Regions from separate parts of the Homo sapiens genome. Here region 1 is linked to region 2. A link is a loop called in an ENCODE intact Hi-C map of the cell type or tissue named here. Cell type or tissue: PC-3. All regions are shown on one strand.

What was found. A loop is a pair of places that touch in the nucleus more often than their neighbours do. Peaks named below come from ENCODE experiments on the same cell type or tissue, not always from the same donor. Only the 100,000 strongest peaks of a DNase experiment are listed, where the experiment ranks them.
Region 1: it touches region 2 in a loop (3-fold over the local background); 2 of 110 quality-filtered maps call a loop at or near these places.

The regions. Positions count from the first base shown.
Region 1 is chr3:124,243,499-124,251,498 of GRCh38, reverse strand. All of the region lies in intron 3 of KALRN (kalirin RhoGEF kinase), which reads right to left. Among named protein-coding and RNA genes, the nearest start is that of MIR5002, 110 kb to the right of the region's middle. RefSeq lists an enhancer at 2,463-3,662. In PC-3, a CTCF peak has its summit at 4,310 (motif pointing right); DNase peaks (open chromatin) are centred at 2,888 and 4,308; H3K27ac peaks cover 953 bases; H3K27me3 peaks cover 1 bases.
Region 2 is chr3:124,115,646-124,123,645 of GRCh38, reverse strand. The region is part of intron 1 of KALRN (kalirin RhoGEF kinase); the gene reads right to left. Among named protein-coding and RNA genes, the nearest start is that of MIR5002, 13 kb to the left of the region's middle. In PC-3, no CTCF peak of the experiment used is centred here; DNase peaks (open chromatin) are centred at 4,085, 4,475, 5,035 and 5,935; H3K4me3 peaks cover 1,143 bases; H3K27ac peaks cover 2,618 bases.

The DNA of each region.
Region 1 (8,000 bases), 130 kb before region 2:
ACTAGGGAGGCTGAGGTGGGAGGATAGCTTGAGCCCAGAAGGTGGAGGTGGCAGTAAGCCAAATTGCACTACTGCACTCCAGTCTGGGCAACAGAGCCAGACCCTGTCTCAAAAAAAAAGAAAAAAAGAAAAAAAAAAAAAAAGCAAAGACTTGCCATGCCACGCCGCAAACAGTCAAAAGAGCATCCCACAGCTGAAGGGAGCTCCCAAAGAGAGCTCCGGGAATGGCGGGGGTGACAGCAGGATCAGGCAAATGCACGCAGTCTTCCAAAGGATGTACACCTTGGAGGGACCAGCATGAGGCAGCTGCATAAACCCTGATGGGTTTGTCAATCAGTAAGGTCATTTTACAGCCTTACAGGCTCTGAAACACAACTCCTGTTCACCAAAGGAAGAGACCCACTTTCTGAATCAGAGTGGCTTGGGAGCACAGCATTTGTTTGGAAGGAGCTACTCTTAGCCAAGAGAAGACATGAAAACTGTGAAAGCACAAGAACCATTGCTCCTAGAGTCTGGTCTAGCTGGCTAGGGAGAGAAGGTGGCAAAGGGGTGGGTTCAGATGGGAGTGGGATGGAAACTGACATCCATTTCAGGACAGCAGCTTCCTGCCCTATTTCCCACCCTCCCTCACAGAGCTGTTCATCCCTTCCTTCTGGGCCATTCAGAACATGCAGCAGAAATGAAATGGAAACCAAAGCACTACAGGGAAAGAAAGAACTGGAAACCAAAACCCACATAGCCCTCCCATTTTCCGCAGCCCTCCTCAGACAACCCCCAAGGTACTCTCTTCTGGCCTTCTCTACCCTCTCCTTCTTTCCCGCTCCCCACTCCCCTTAGTCAGGCTATATGAAAAACAATTCATCTTTTAACTTTAAAAAATATCATTATGATCATAGCACATATATCTGTGACAAAGACTGTGACCTGTCTAAGCACAGTGCCTCAGCCACCCCACTGTAAGACACAAGGAGCCTTTCTAAAACGTGGAGTAAGAGAAGAGAGCTGAGGGGACTCAAGAGAAATGGCAACAGTGCAGCCATGGGCTGCCTCCCACTCAGGTGCTGCACCCGACCTGTCCAGGAGACAGAGCAGCAACTCTCCCAGGCTTGGCCTACTACCATGCCATCACCACTCCTCATTCTCTTGTCACACCCCCACCTCTCCCTGCCCTCTCACAGGAACCCCCACACACTCTCCAGCTGGGCTCTGGTTTCCTGGCAGGCCAGGTGGAATCCTCATTAATAAACCACATGTTTCCTCCAGGAAACAGTCCTTGCTGTGGCTTGCACACACCTCCTCTCCTTCCCTCCTCCTCTTTCTCCTTAAGTAGCAGTCACATTCTTGAAAGCCCAGTGCTCTTTGCCTGCAGCACGCAGACACATGCACAACCATCCCCACCAACACACAATGCAACACGCCACACAAAGCCACCCCCCCCAGGCCATGCCCACTGGGTTTTACCAACCAGTGCAGGAGCTCTATTTCCTGCAGGGCAGGCGGCTGTTACCCTCTAGCTAGCCTGCCTTCCCTCTGACACACAGCCAGGGTTGCCCTGGCAGAGGGGACTGATGAGATCCCCATGGTTTACATGGAGGAAAAACCTTGTGATGGCTCAGACACTAGTGGGAACCTGGGAATTACAAGGGAGGTCAAAGAGCTGGAGTCGGGGAGCCCTGTGGGAGGTGAAGGCTTGCATGTTTGGATCTTGAAATGGAACAGGGAGGACCAAGGGCTCCAGGTCTTTGCTCCAAATCAGAATAAACTAGGCTGCCCCCATGCATAACTAGCTCAGAAGCTCAGGAAGCTCACATATAGGGTGGAAGAATCCCTCCACATATGACTTCATAGAGGCCCTTATCCTGTGCATGCTGCTCTAGGCACCCTGCTGTCCCACAGGCAGGGTCTATGTTAGGGGGCAGTGTATGTATGATTGCAGCAAGCTCAGGACTGGTACCCTAGCCAGCTGGAGGACCCTGAGCCCATGACTGGACCCCTTTAGACAGCATTCTACTCTTTTTAAAAGAAAGAGTTGGCCTGGCAGACCTCTACAGCTTCTTCCTGCCTTTAAGCTCCAGAATTCCAATTCATCTATTTCCTTTACAATCCAGGTCAGATTTTTACCACCAGTAAATTATGTCTGATTACGTCCATTTAACTGACATGCTTGTGTGGCTGCTGCCTTGGAAGCTTTCAGTTTTTGTCTTCTCCTGTGGATTCTGAAACCTTAACCAGACCACAAACCTCCTGAAGGCAAGAACTGGGTCCCTCCCCCATTCCCCACCCCATTAATCTGCAAATTCAGCCAAGAGATCATTTGACCATTCCCTCTGAGTTTGTGTGTATGTAAGAACTAAACAAGTGTCCTGTGTATCCACAGAATTAAATCTGAACCAATGTGCAATCTTCCCAATGCAGCACTCCTTCATAGTCAGAGCTGCAAGAGGGTGAGGAATGGTCTTGCTTTCCTCCAAGTTCAAAACAGGGAGTTTCTCTTCAGCCAATGAGGGTGAAGCCTGAATTTCCTGCAAAGGAAAACAGCTTATGGTCTGGAGATCCAGGACATTCTCTTCCTGTGTAGGGAACCAGGGTGGAGTGCATCACAGGACAAGGTTCAGACCTTGTCTCAGGCACCAGGCCAAAACCTGGCACATGCATTACTAGCGATGGAAACAGATAAAATTCCAGCTCCGGACAGAACAGTCTGGGAGATGCAAGGGAGAAAAATGTACTGATTTTAGAGTTTTTTAGTAGCTCTCAAAACCAAGGCTGGTCCTCACTTGACCTAGAACAAATGGGAAATGCAGAGAGGAAGGAGGCTCTGAGAGAAAAGGAAAGAGGGGCCAGGGCCATCAGGACACATGCTTGAATTACGTCAGTAAATTATCCGAAAAACATTCATCCTTGCTGAGTCACCATGGCTGACAAAGTGCTCCCATCTAAGTTCCAGGAGAAATGGGGCTGGCTGTCATACTTGCTTAATTTAGAAACAAGAATATAGCTCCTTGGTGAGACTGAGTCCACTGCTAGTTCCCTCGCAGGTACATCCATGCTCCGTCCCCTGGCAGAAGGCTCTGCCCCACTCTGCCACAGTGCCAGTCCACCCACCTCTGGCCTGGGTAACCCCCTGTGGTCACAGCCCCGGACAGAGGAAAGAGAACCTCCTGAAGGAAACCTCAGTCTGGCCTCAGGTACTTCATGTCTGAAATAGAGATCCCGGCATTGGCCCTAAGGAGTATGGGGGGGGTGAAGCCCTCTCCTTTTTCCTTGGGGAGCCTCCAGTCTAATTGAATTCAGCCAGTTTGCAAGGTGGTGCTCCACACCCTCAGGGGCAAGAAACAAAACCAACCATTCCAACCTGCAAGAGGTTCACCACCTATCAGAGAGAAAGTTGTGTGGTTTCTCTCAGGACACTCAGATCTCATAGAAGGGATGGGACTCACCCCCATTATATGAGTTTTCCAGATTCAAAAATCTTTAAATGCTGTTCAAATCACTTGTTTTGTTTAGGTAATGCTGGACTTTTGAGAACAAAATTCTGAATAAATCTTTTTTTCTAAAGCAATCTAAGAAAACATGAGATGGGGTGGAGAAGGCGAGGGGGAGACTTTTTTTTTTCAATACAAGTGACAGAGGCAAACTGGTACAGAAATCTTCTGCAACTGATGAGTGCCTACACCCAAGCTAAATTCTCTGCAACAGAAACCCTAGATAGTTTTGTTTTTCTTGTACTCATCTTCCATGTTGAGAGAAAGAAAATATTGTCTGGAAAGGAAGGTCTGAAAAGACAAATTATCTTCAATGTTTTATCTTCAATGTTTGTGGCTGATGAAAAAGGTCAGGGGGACAGTGGGAGCTCCAAGAGATAAGTTCGCTTGGGGCACTGCAACTTCAGATCTACCAAAGATGAAGGCAAAACCAACAGGAATGTTTTTTGTTAGTGTTTTAGTTTTTTTAAATTTGATTTTATTTTAAAAAGAATTATTATAGAAACACCACACTATTTATATCCCCAAAATAGCATTATTATAAAATTCCCAGTTTCAACATAGCAGGTGAAACATTTTCACAAACATTATTTTATCTATCATTTACTACAGTTCTTTGAGAAAGATTGTATCAAACTCACTTGTAGTTGAAGAAGAGTAATCCTTGCTTATTGGTTGCTTAAATTTCAGTGTTTCAATAAAATTTTAAACAGTAAAGCTTGGAAAATCCCAGATTTAATGAGGAGAGAACCAGAATAGAACCATTGGAGCCTCTGACAAAACCCATCTATGTCTTCTTGGGCAACTGAGCTCAGGTACTCTACCACTTGGTGGCAGCACACCTAAACTGCCAGAAGAGTGTACAATAAAGGCAGTCTCTACAAAACTGAAGTGTCGTAACATAGAGTGTCCGTATCAAATATATGCCTGAAAACATACTCAACCCCAAACATCAGTGAAGGGCACATAATCAGACTTAACCAATGATAAGTAAAGAGAGAAATAGAAAACACAGTGAAAATGATATGTAATGGGGGAAAGAGAAACAGCCCCAAATCTGGATCCCCATAACTGAAAAACACATCCTTTTCCCCAGATGCTAGGCTGTCTCTCCAGCATCTATATTCAGGGAACTCTCTTATTTTCAATATTCCAGCCAAATGAATCCCAGCTAAATTTAACTCATCCTGATTACCTACCACAAACTCCAGAAACACCTGAATGCATTGGATCTTATTTCACCTGACATTGAAGTTGACCTAATCAAGGTGACACCAGACACTTCAGCTTCCTAATCAGCCTGCTCTTGGTGAGCCATAGACAACAGTAGCCTAAAAGAGAAATTAAATGACCACATCTAGGCTTTCCAGGCTCATTCAACATTGCTGCCCAGAAAGGCCTTTCTCCATAAAAGGCAGATAAGGACACCAGTTCTGATAAACACAAAAGAGGTTAACCACTTTAAGCCATGCCAGAACTGACTACACAACCAGCCAAGGAGCTGAAACACATCCAGAGGCAAAACTAAAGAATCACCAAGGGCAAAAAAAAACAAGCAAGCCCTTTTTAGATTTCATATCAGATCCTAACTTTAATGTGCGCTCCCTGTTAAGGGGCCATATTAGTTTAGGAAAGTAAAAGGAATCCTTGCCTGGGAGGCCCTGCAGAGCAGGCCCTGTGACCAATCCCTTTAGTCTTTCCAAAGTCAGGATAAGGTTTAGGTACACAATATATGGCCCTAAGTTAGGGTCATTGATGATGGTGATAAGAATGTTTGCACAATGGTGCCTGGGCAATGGTGAGCAAATAAATTTAGGGAAATGCAAAGAATAGGAAATCTCATTGGAAAACAGTACGGAGGTTTCTCAAAAAGTAAAAATAAAACTACCATATGATCCAGCGATCCCATGTCTAGGTATATGGCCAAAAGAAAGGAAATCATAATGGAGTACTAGTCAGCCAATAAAAAGAATGAGATCTTGTCATTTGCATGACCATGGATGGAACTGAAGGACATTATGTTAAGTGAAATAAGCCAGGCACAGAAAGACAAACATTGCAAGTCATACTGGGAGTATAAATTGATAAATTTGGAAATAAATTTGGTGAGTTGTCCCACCAGCTTTAAAAAAAGGTTCATAAAATAAGTAATCTGATTAAAACATGGGCAAAAGATCCGAATAGACATTTCTCAAAAGAAGATATACAAAATGGCCAACAGGTACATGAAAAACATACTCAACATCACTAATCATCAGTGAAATGCAACTCAAAACCATATAAGATATCATCTCACCTCATTTAGAATGGCTACTAAAAAAAAACAAAAAACAACAACAATGACAAAAAAAAACAGAAAATAACAGATGCTGAGGTGGATGCAGAAAAAGGGAAACACTCATACACTGTTGGTGGGAATGTAAGTTAGTACAGCAACTACAGAAAACAGTACAGAGGTTTCTCAAAAAAATAAATATAAAATTACCGTATGATCCAGCAATCCCACTGCTGGGTATGTAGCCAAAAGAAAGGAAATCTGTGTATCAAAAAGATACCTGCACTCCCATGTTTACTGCAGCACTATTCACAATAGCCAAGACATGGAATCAACCTTACTGTCCATCAACAGATGAATGGATAAAGAAAATGTGATATAAATACACAACGGAGTACTCTTCAGCCATAAAAAGAATGAAATCTTATCATTTGCAGCAACATGGATGGAACTGAAGGACATTATGTTCAGTGAAATAAGCCAGGTACAGAAAGGCAAATATTGTGTGTTCTCACTCATATGTGGGAGCTAGAAAAAAACAACTCACACAGGTAGTAAATACAATGATGATTACCAGACGCTGGGAAGAGAAGGGAGAAGGAACAAAGAGGGTGATTAATAGGTACAAAATACAGTTACATAGAAGGAATAAGATCTAGTGTTTGATAGCACAGTAGAGTGACTCTAGTTAACAATAATTTATAATATATTTCAAAATAGCTATAAGAGAAGATTTGGAATGTTTCCAACAAAAAAAATGATAAATTTCTGAGATGATGGAAATCTCAATGCCTCTGATTTGACCACTGCACATTGTATACATCTATCAAAATATCATATGCACCCTATAAATATGTACATTATGTATCAATTTTTAAAAAGCAAAAAAAAATTATATATGTAACAACTAAAAAAAGCCCATGATTGCTACAGATTTATCTCGAAGAAACCACTTAAGATACAGACAAAGGTTTACATAAAAAGATTTTTACTGAGGGTTACTTACAACACTGAACTTCTGGAAACGACTTAGATGCCCAGTGATATGGTTAATTAAATATGATGCATCCCAAGACACACTATTACACATGAAAAGTTTTTAATGTTATGAAAATATTCCTATAGTATAATGCTAACTGGAATAAAGCAAGCAGCAAAACTGAAGAAACAATACAGTCCATTTCTGTTTTTAAAAAGCTCTAGGCCAGGCGCGGTCGCTCACGCCTGTAATCCTAGCACTTTGGGAGGCTGAGGTGTGTGGATCACTTGAGGTCAGGAGTTCCAGACCAGCCTGCCCAACATAGTGAAACCCCATCTCTACTAAAAATACAAAAATTAGCTGGACGTGTGGTGGGCACTTGTCATCCCAGCTACTTGTGAGGCTGAGGCAAGAGGATCGCTTGAACCAAGGAGGCGGAGGTTGCAGTGAGCCAAGATCACGCCATTGCACTCCAGCCTGGGTGACAAGAGTGAAACTCCGTCTCAAAAAAACAAACCTCTAAAAAAAGATAGGAAGGAAATATGTTAATATATTGTTATTATCTCTAGGTGGTGCAGTTACAAGAGCTTTAAAAAACTCTTAAAATATTTTTTCTGCACTTACTTTCTCCAGTAAAAGAAATATCTTTCTAATTTAAAAATATAGGCCAAAACTTTGTCACACTGTTAGGCACATATATTCATTCATTACGTATTAGAAGTGAAGTGTTACTGACCTATGGCTGTAACTGCTATCACTACTAGCTCTAATCCTAAACTTAAGCATAACCCTAACCCTAACTTTGAAAAAGCAGTGCTAGGGACAATAAAGGACAAGTGACAAAAGAAGGTCCCTACTTTCAAGCAAGGGAAGGGAAAGAAACTGCCAGTTGTTGTCAGCCCCTTCTGTGAGCTAAATAATGGGCTAGGCATTTTACATGTGTTATCTCACAGAATCCTCACTACCATTGTGTTTGGTAATATCTTTATGCCTATTTTATAGGTAAGAAAATTTTTAGCAAGCATGCGCATTTCACCTCCCAGAGGGGAGGATTCTGGGGTTCATTCTTCCTGGACTGGAATACCCTACATAATTTCCAGGTGTCAGCATTTTTCCCTGCAGCCCATTCTTTCTCTGCTATTGTTCCACTCCCACCAAGTCAATGCTGATGCCCAAAGCCCCTTCTGAGAGTATACATGGAATATGCATGTGAAGGAGACTCACTACCCTCACTTATTAGGAATTCTTTTGTCCAGTGCTG
Region 2 (8,000 bases):
CATTGAAAATCTGTTGTTTGGTGTAGACTTCTACATCAATTATCCTCTAGATAACTTGCTTCAGTTTTTACATCAGCACTTGCTGCTTCATCTTGCATTTTTATGTTGTAAAGACTGCTTCTTTCCCTCAGTCTCATGAACCAACCTCTGCTAGCTTCAAACTTTTCTTCTGCAGCTTCCTCCCCTCTCTCACCTTTCATAGAATTGAAGAGAATTAGTGCTTTGCTGTGGATTAGGCTTTGGTTTAAAGGAATGTTGTTGCTGACTTGATCTTCTATCCAGATCGCTAGAACTTTATATCAGCAATAAAGTTGTTTCCCCTTCTTATCATGTGTGTGTTCACTGAAATAGCACCTTTAATTTCCGTCAAGAATTTTTCCTTTGCATTCACAACTTGGCTAACAGTCTAACACAAGGCTTTCTGCCTATCTTGCCTTTTTTTTTTTGAGATGGAGTCTTGCTTTGTTGTCCAGGCTGGAGTGCAGTGGCGCAATCTCGGCTCACTGCAACCTCCGCCTCCCATGTTCAAGCGATTCTCCTGCCTCAGCCCTTGAGTACCTGGGATTACAGGCACGTGCCACCACGCCTGGCTAATTTTTGTGCTTTTTGTAGAGACTGGGTTTCATCATGTTGGTCAGGCTGGTCTCAAACTCCTGATCTTGTGATCCACTCACCTCGGCCTCCCAAAGTGCTGGGATTACAGGCATGAGCCACTGTGCCCGGCTGCTATCTTAGCCTTTAACATGCCTTCCTCACTAAGCTTCATCATTTCTAGCTTTTGATTTACCATGAGGGATGTATGACTCTTCCTTTCACTTGAACACTTAGAGGCCACTGTAGGATTATCAATTGGCCTAATTTCAATATTATTGCGTCTCAGGGAATAAAGAGGCCTGAGAAGAGAGGGAGAGATGAGAAAACAGCTGGTAGGTGGAGCAGTTAGAACACACACAATTATTAAGTTTGCAGTTTTATATGGGCATGGTTTGTGGTGCCCCCAATCATAATAGTAACATCAAAGATCCCTGATCACAGATAACCATAATAGATATAATAATAATGAAACAGTTTGAAATATTGTGAAAATTACCAAAATGTGACATAGAGACACGAAGTGAGCACATGCTATTGGATAAACAGTGTTGATAGACTTGCTCAATGCAGGGTTGCTACAAAACTTCAATTTGCAAAACATGCAATATCTGTGAAGTGCAATAAAGTAAAGTGCAATAAAGTGAGGAATGCCTATACACTCAGAAGTCAAGCTTTCATGCATATCATTATAAAAATGCCCACCAAGAAGGCTCCTGCAGTCTGGCTTTGTGCACCCCTACATATAAGACAGGAGAGCAGATCAGGACCTCAGAGTGTGCTGAAGGACACAATCACAGCAGCAGAGTGGAATTGAGCCTCCACCAGCACTGCAGACTGCACTGGTATATCCAGCTCCACTGCCCAGAAAGCAACTATCTTCCATGACAGCCAGGAATTTTTTCTCTTTCTCTTTAGCACCACCACCTGCAGAATTTCCATCACAACCACCGCAGCCAAACTCTCTGGCACCACTCATCTCACCATTTGGCAAGTGCAAAGCCCAAAATTCTCTCACTGGGACTTGTTTCTAGAGTCATAACTAAAATCTCTGATTGCCCAACAGAGAGCACCTGGGAGACCAAAAGGAGAAGAATGCTATGTGACATCTGAAGCCACTAATTGCCCATCTTCCCTGAAGCAATGTGCTGACAGTATCCTGTCCTTTTTTCTGAGTGTCTGCTAACAGGTCTGCCTGTGATTAGGAGGAGCACTTATACTGCTACTAAGTCACTCTGCACCTTCAACAGCTGACACCTATAAGCAGCTCCTTTGTTTTACAGTAAAGCAAATTCAATAATTAATGGCCTTATGGAGAATTCCAATCCACAGCCTCTTTGAACAGGGCTGCAAAAGCATCCCCAAACTGTAAAATTGTTTCTTCAAGTAGAAATAAATCACCACTTCTTGCATTTTATCATACAACCAGGTGCCATGGGCCCCAGAGTCAACCCTTCCCTAATGGTCTGATAAAGGAGATAAGAAATAGCTGAGTGCTCATGGGTGACTTGTGCAATATTTTACAAATATGAGAGAGAAATAAATAACACAGTACTGTAGACATGGCAATGATATCCTCTGAAAAACTTAAAATGCCCTCTCCACTGCCACCCAATTTCTGTCATGTTTTAAATATCTAACTCAAGCTTGACTTCTTCCATGAGGTAGCTTTTCTCTGATTACTCCAGCCTAGAAAAATTTATTCATTCAATATTTCTTTATTGAGCACCTACTGTATACCAGACATTGTGCTAGATTCTGGAGATAGAAAATATAAACAATCAAAACCTCTATCTGGTGGCTACATTCTCTAGTCTACTAATAGAAGTACTGTTTATACTCCTGCATCTTTCACAGATAGCATCTCCTGGAACTCACATTACTCTTCATTTTACAAAATAATTATTAACATGTCTTTTTAAGTAGCCATTTCTGATTTCTTTTTTTTTTTTTTTTTTTTTGAGATGGAGTCTCACTCTGTTGCCCAGGCTGGACTGCAGTGGCATGATCTTGGCTCACTGCAACATCTGCCTCTCGGGTTCAAGCAATTCTCATGCCTCAGCTTCCCAAGCAGCTGGGATTACAGGGTGCACCACCACGCCCAGCTAATTTTTGTATTTTTTTTAGTACAGATGGGGTTTCACCATGTTGGCCAGGCTGGTCTCAAACTCCTGACCTCAAGTGATCCACCTGCCTTGGCCTCCCAAAGTGCTGGGATTACAGGAGCATTTCTGAATTCTTTTATATTCTGCTAAGAGAAGGTGCTGCATAAATACACATTGAATGAATAGTTAGCTAATTATGTGAAAATATATATATATATATATATATATATATATATATTTTTAGTATTCCTATCTGGATTGTAAGTTTCTTGAAAAGTAGGGATTCTTCTGTTCACATTTCTGTATCTTCTAGACCATCAGCACAGTTCTAGGCACATGGCTCATTCTCAGTACATACTTAGTTAAATTCAGTAATTCTGCTAGAAATGGGAGTTCCTATTCTACATTTATACCATTAATCGCACTCTAGATTTAGAAAATGGGAAGTCTAAGGCAAAGGAAAACAAGATGGTCAGTTCTAAGTGACAGTCCCCTCAACATGCTCGCTAAGCTTTCTCTCTGACCAAAGCACTGTGTTTTTGAGAGAGGAATAAAGTCATATTTCATCTGTGGGGATTTACCTAAACCACCTGTGGATTGCAAGAAGAAAACCAGAATGGAATTAGAGCAGCAAGGCTGACTTTGGACAGCAAGACCACCCATAGAAACATCCATCATGTGACCCACACTGGATCTGCCTGCCAAAGGACCATGAACTCAGGAGTCAGAGCCACCTGCCCTGTCGGGGGAACGGCTACAGCCCAAACCAGTCCAGGAAGGCCTGGGTATCCTCATCACCCCATGTACCCACACTGCTGTCTTTTGTTTCAGCCTCTTGAAATCCATCTCCTAGAATAGCCAGTTTTGCTCTGATAAGCCACAACTAAGAAAGTCAGTGAACTGGGGCTGACCTCTGTGGGGAGATGGGTCAATATCCTCTACTACCTTAGGTGAGATTAGATGGATTGATGTTGTTCTCCCAATCCCCAAGGTGTGAGCACACCATTAGCATTGGTAAAGCATACCCAAGCAGCAGCCCAGGAATGGCATCAGGACATCCGTGTATCACCCCCAAAGGCATTAACCTGAATCAGAGCATTCTAAGTTCTAGACACACTTGAAAGCTGTCTCAGGGTTTGCCATCTGAAAATTCAGAGAACTTACCCTGAAGCCATCCTCCCTACTCCTCAAATTAGAAAGTGCCCCAGGACCTTCAAAATCAACCTTAAATAACAAAAAATTAGACAACATTTTCTATTCCAGACACAATGCTAGACCATGCTTCAGTCCTACCCGATCTGAATGATCTGATCCCTGCTCATGTTGGGACAGCCTGGAAGTAGTCCTGCCTCCTCCCCCATCCTTGCGATCTGAGACAGATCCTGAGGAAGCTGCTCTTGGAAGCCAGCAATGGCATTTAGTCATGCAAAGCAATGAGCTGACTTCATTTTCCTCAATAAATATTTCATTGAGATTCAGAGAAATAACAGAAATCTTACTCATGAGATTTATGTTTGTCTTAATGATTCACAGCATAATTTGTTGCAAATTAAATATTTATTTTAATATCTTCTTGGGTCTGAAAACTTCTGTCCATTTATCAGTGAGTCTTTGTACCATCAGTCCCCTCACAGATGTGAAGACATTGGGAACAGTCTAATTCTTCTCTGAAGTGGGAGTTTTTCCTTTCCAGCTCCCTCTTAATGAGGAGCCTGCACCACATCTGTGCAACAGTTGCACTGTCTCTGACACATCCCCCAGGGCCCTGTCAGTCAGCTTCCACTCCCTGTTGCCTCTCGCCTTGCAGGTCTCAAATCTACACACATTCGTAAAAGGCTTACCTGCTCAGCTACCTCTCCCACCTCTCCCAGCCACAGAATCCCAGAGACACTCTCTGTAAAACAAGGTGGGGGTTGAGAGAAGGAAGAAAGCTGGGCTCTCATTACAGTATGATGAAAAGGAGACCGGAATTGGAACAAAGAGCTCTGAGTTCAATGTCACTACTCCATGGACATACAGTCTTATGACAGTCACTTATCTGGCCACGTCCTACTTGTAAAATGGGGATACATATACTGCTGAAAGACTCAAGTGAGATAGATGGTGGACATGCTTTATAAACTGTAAAGAATGACAACTACCTGCCAGAGTTGTGACAATTAAATGAGAAGACGGATTTCCAGTGTTTGGAACAAATCTGGTATATAATAAATGTTCAAGTAAGACATCGTTATAAAAATATGAGAAATTAAATATGTTTACTTTTTTTAGAGTGCAATGACTATTTAGGCCTCACTGCCTGGCATTTACATGTGGCCTAAGGGAACATGTCCCATGACTCACATAGAGAGATGCACAGAAGTCTTAGGAATCTCCAGAGCCCACGTGAGGGACAGAGGGCTTCTGTGGATGCATGGAAGTGTCTCCTGCAACTCCACGGAATGCTTCTGGGGGCTGGAAAGTTGTACTTTTTAAATGTTCACATGTATATCTTTGCAGTCTCCTGCAGAAACCCTCTCTCCCACAGAGATGGCATAATCCTAACTAAGTTGCTAAAACTTCCCTAGATCCTAAGAAAAGCATTCCCTGTTTACTTCACAGGGAGTATAGTCTAAGCCACACACCCCCATCGGCCCCAAGAACAGCCCCCTCCAAGTGGCAGCCAGAGCCATCTGCCATCTGTAGTCCCTCTGTCCTGTCCCCCAGCTGCGAGTCCCACCACGTAGTCTCCCTGAAATATGGCCCAGGCACAGATGGAAGTGTCTCCTTCATCTCCACGGAATGTTTCTGGGGGCTGGAAAGTCTGACAGTCACCCTGAGGGAAGGCACTCTCCTCTGCCTACCTCCATGCCAGCCCTCAGGGAGGTTTCCTGGATGATCCCTAAGAGGAGGCAAGATGGATCTGGGAGGAGGGAATGAGTAGATTCCCAAGACAGCTTAAAACCCAAAGAGATTTTACGTTCAACATTAATTAAATGTCATTTCTAAAATTTTTAAATCCCTGGCACTGTGAGAAAGATTTACAATGCTAAAGCAAAAAGGGCTTCTGAAAAGTAATTATAAAGGCTTATAAGTTAATAATGGCTTTGTACCTTGTACTACTACAGCTAATTCCATTATCTTAGAAACTAAAAACTAATGTTCAGTAACTTGGTGAATGCCTCAATCTGAAGCTTCTGAAAGAACGGTGCCAACAGCCTTCTTGGCCACCACATCATGTTAAGTAATTCTCTCCTCCAGGAAGCCATCCCAGAATATCTCTCACCAAGTCTGAGTCATCCATTCACTCTAAACACCACCCACCCCACTCCCCCGACACACACACTGCCTTAATGTTCCTCTACTTCTTCCGGAAGAATCTTAAATTAACACAAGAGTGCATTATTTTAGCACCTATAAAAGGATCAGCTGAGTGATATTAGCCAAAAGGAATGAATGAACTGTTTAAGGTGTCAAAGCACTACAAGGGTCAGAGAGGTTCTGAGCAGGAGGCACTTTTGTAGCATCCTTCAAATCACACCAATTCTGTCTTCTCCAGAGATGACCCTTAATAAATGTTTAGTTATTTAAATATAAAATAATTTGCTGATTCTCCCCACCCCCAGAATGTTCAAGGGAAAAAAAAAAAACACTGTTTTTCTTTTCCATAAAAGAAATTCCTAGTATAGACCCCTAGCTCAGGGCAGCAGGTCAACAAAATACACTTGACCACACACCAGCCAGTCCCCCCTTCTCTCCCTCTGAGCTGATGCAGATCAGAAGGAAGCCTGCAAGGTCTGAAATCTGACCTTCCATCTGCCACTTGATCTTCCATCTGCCACTTCCCCAATTCAAAAGGGGCTAGGGGCTGGAGGATACAGCAAGAAAGATCTCCAGGGATCCACTTGGTGGTGAGCAGATGTTAATTTGGACTCCAAATAGGATAGAGTAACTCTGCTTCAAAGCAAGAGGCCTAAGGTCACAGTCAAAGACACTTTGGTGGACAAAGGAGATTCCAAGATGTTACTGAACAGTCCAACATCTGACTCTGCCTCCAGGAATCTACAGTATAGGTACAGTAGTCTCTCCTTATGCGTGGTTTTATTTTCCACAGTTTCAGTTACCTGTGATGCAATATAATAAGATATTTTGAGAAAGAGTGATACCACAGTCACATAACTTCCATTATATTGTTATAATTGTCCTATTTATTATTAGTTATTGCTGTTAATCTCTTACTGTTCCTAATTTATAAATTACAGTTTATTGTAGGTATGAACATACAGGGAAAAAACATAGTATATTTAGGATTCAGTACTATCTGTGGTTTCAGGCATCCACTGGGGATCTTGGAACGTATCCCCCTCAGATAAGGGGGAACTACTATATTCTCATCATCATTTCTGGACAGAAGAGAGGAAAGGATACAAGACTTAAGATAAGAAAAGCTAGATTAGAACCTAATTATGCATACCATTATCCAGGCTGAATGACTTTGTCAAGTCACTTAACTTATTTCAGCCTCAGTTTCCTGATCTGTAAGATAGGATCTATACTATTTTGAAGGTTGAGATAAGCACTTAGGACAGTTCCTGGCACATAGGAAGTACTTAATCAATATAAAAAAAATTACTTAGTGATAATACAACCATTATCAACAGGCCACATTCTCCAAGTTCTTTTTCCAGTACAAGGACTAGATTTTTACTATCTGTCTATGCTATTTTTGCTGGCCCTTGCATGACTAATAAAATGCTACTAAAAGACTACCAGCTGGAACAGAAGATGTAGTCTCTAGCCATGACCAAAGAGAAGATATCTGGCCACCAGAGGGAAGAGAGCTGGGCTGCAGCCTTGGCCTCATGAATATAACATCCAGGCCAACTAAGCCAGCAGTACCATACGGATATTCTAAAACATCACTGTCACTGTAAGATAAATATGCACCATACCCTTCATTTGAGTACAGAAGTTTTAAGTCACCAAATTTGATTCTTTGTGGACCATACACTGATAAATAGATCTTATCTTTAAAAATGCATCCCCATTTTTGTTGACAATCCTGTCTCCCACAGTGAGAAATGTTCCTGGAACCAGGGTCTGTTTCAGGAAACCAATTTAAATTCATGAAGCTTCTGGTATTTATGATAAAATGAAAGTAAATCTAGTTGAAGCAAAGACCTACATTCCCAAGACAACTGACCATTCATTTATTAGTTGCTGCCCCTAGCTAACACCCAAACCACAAGCTGCCGTTGCTCGACCTCCCTGCAGGAACCCTGGTCATTCAGAAGTACCAGGGTGAAGCTGAAAAAGAAGGGGGAA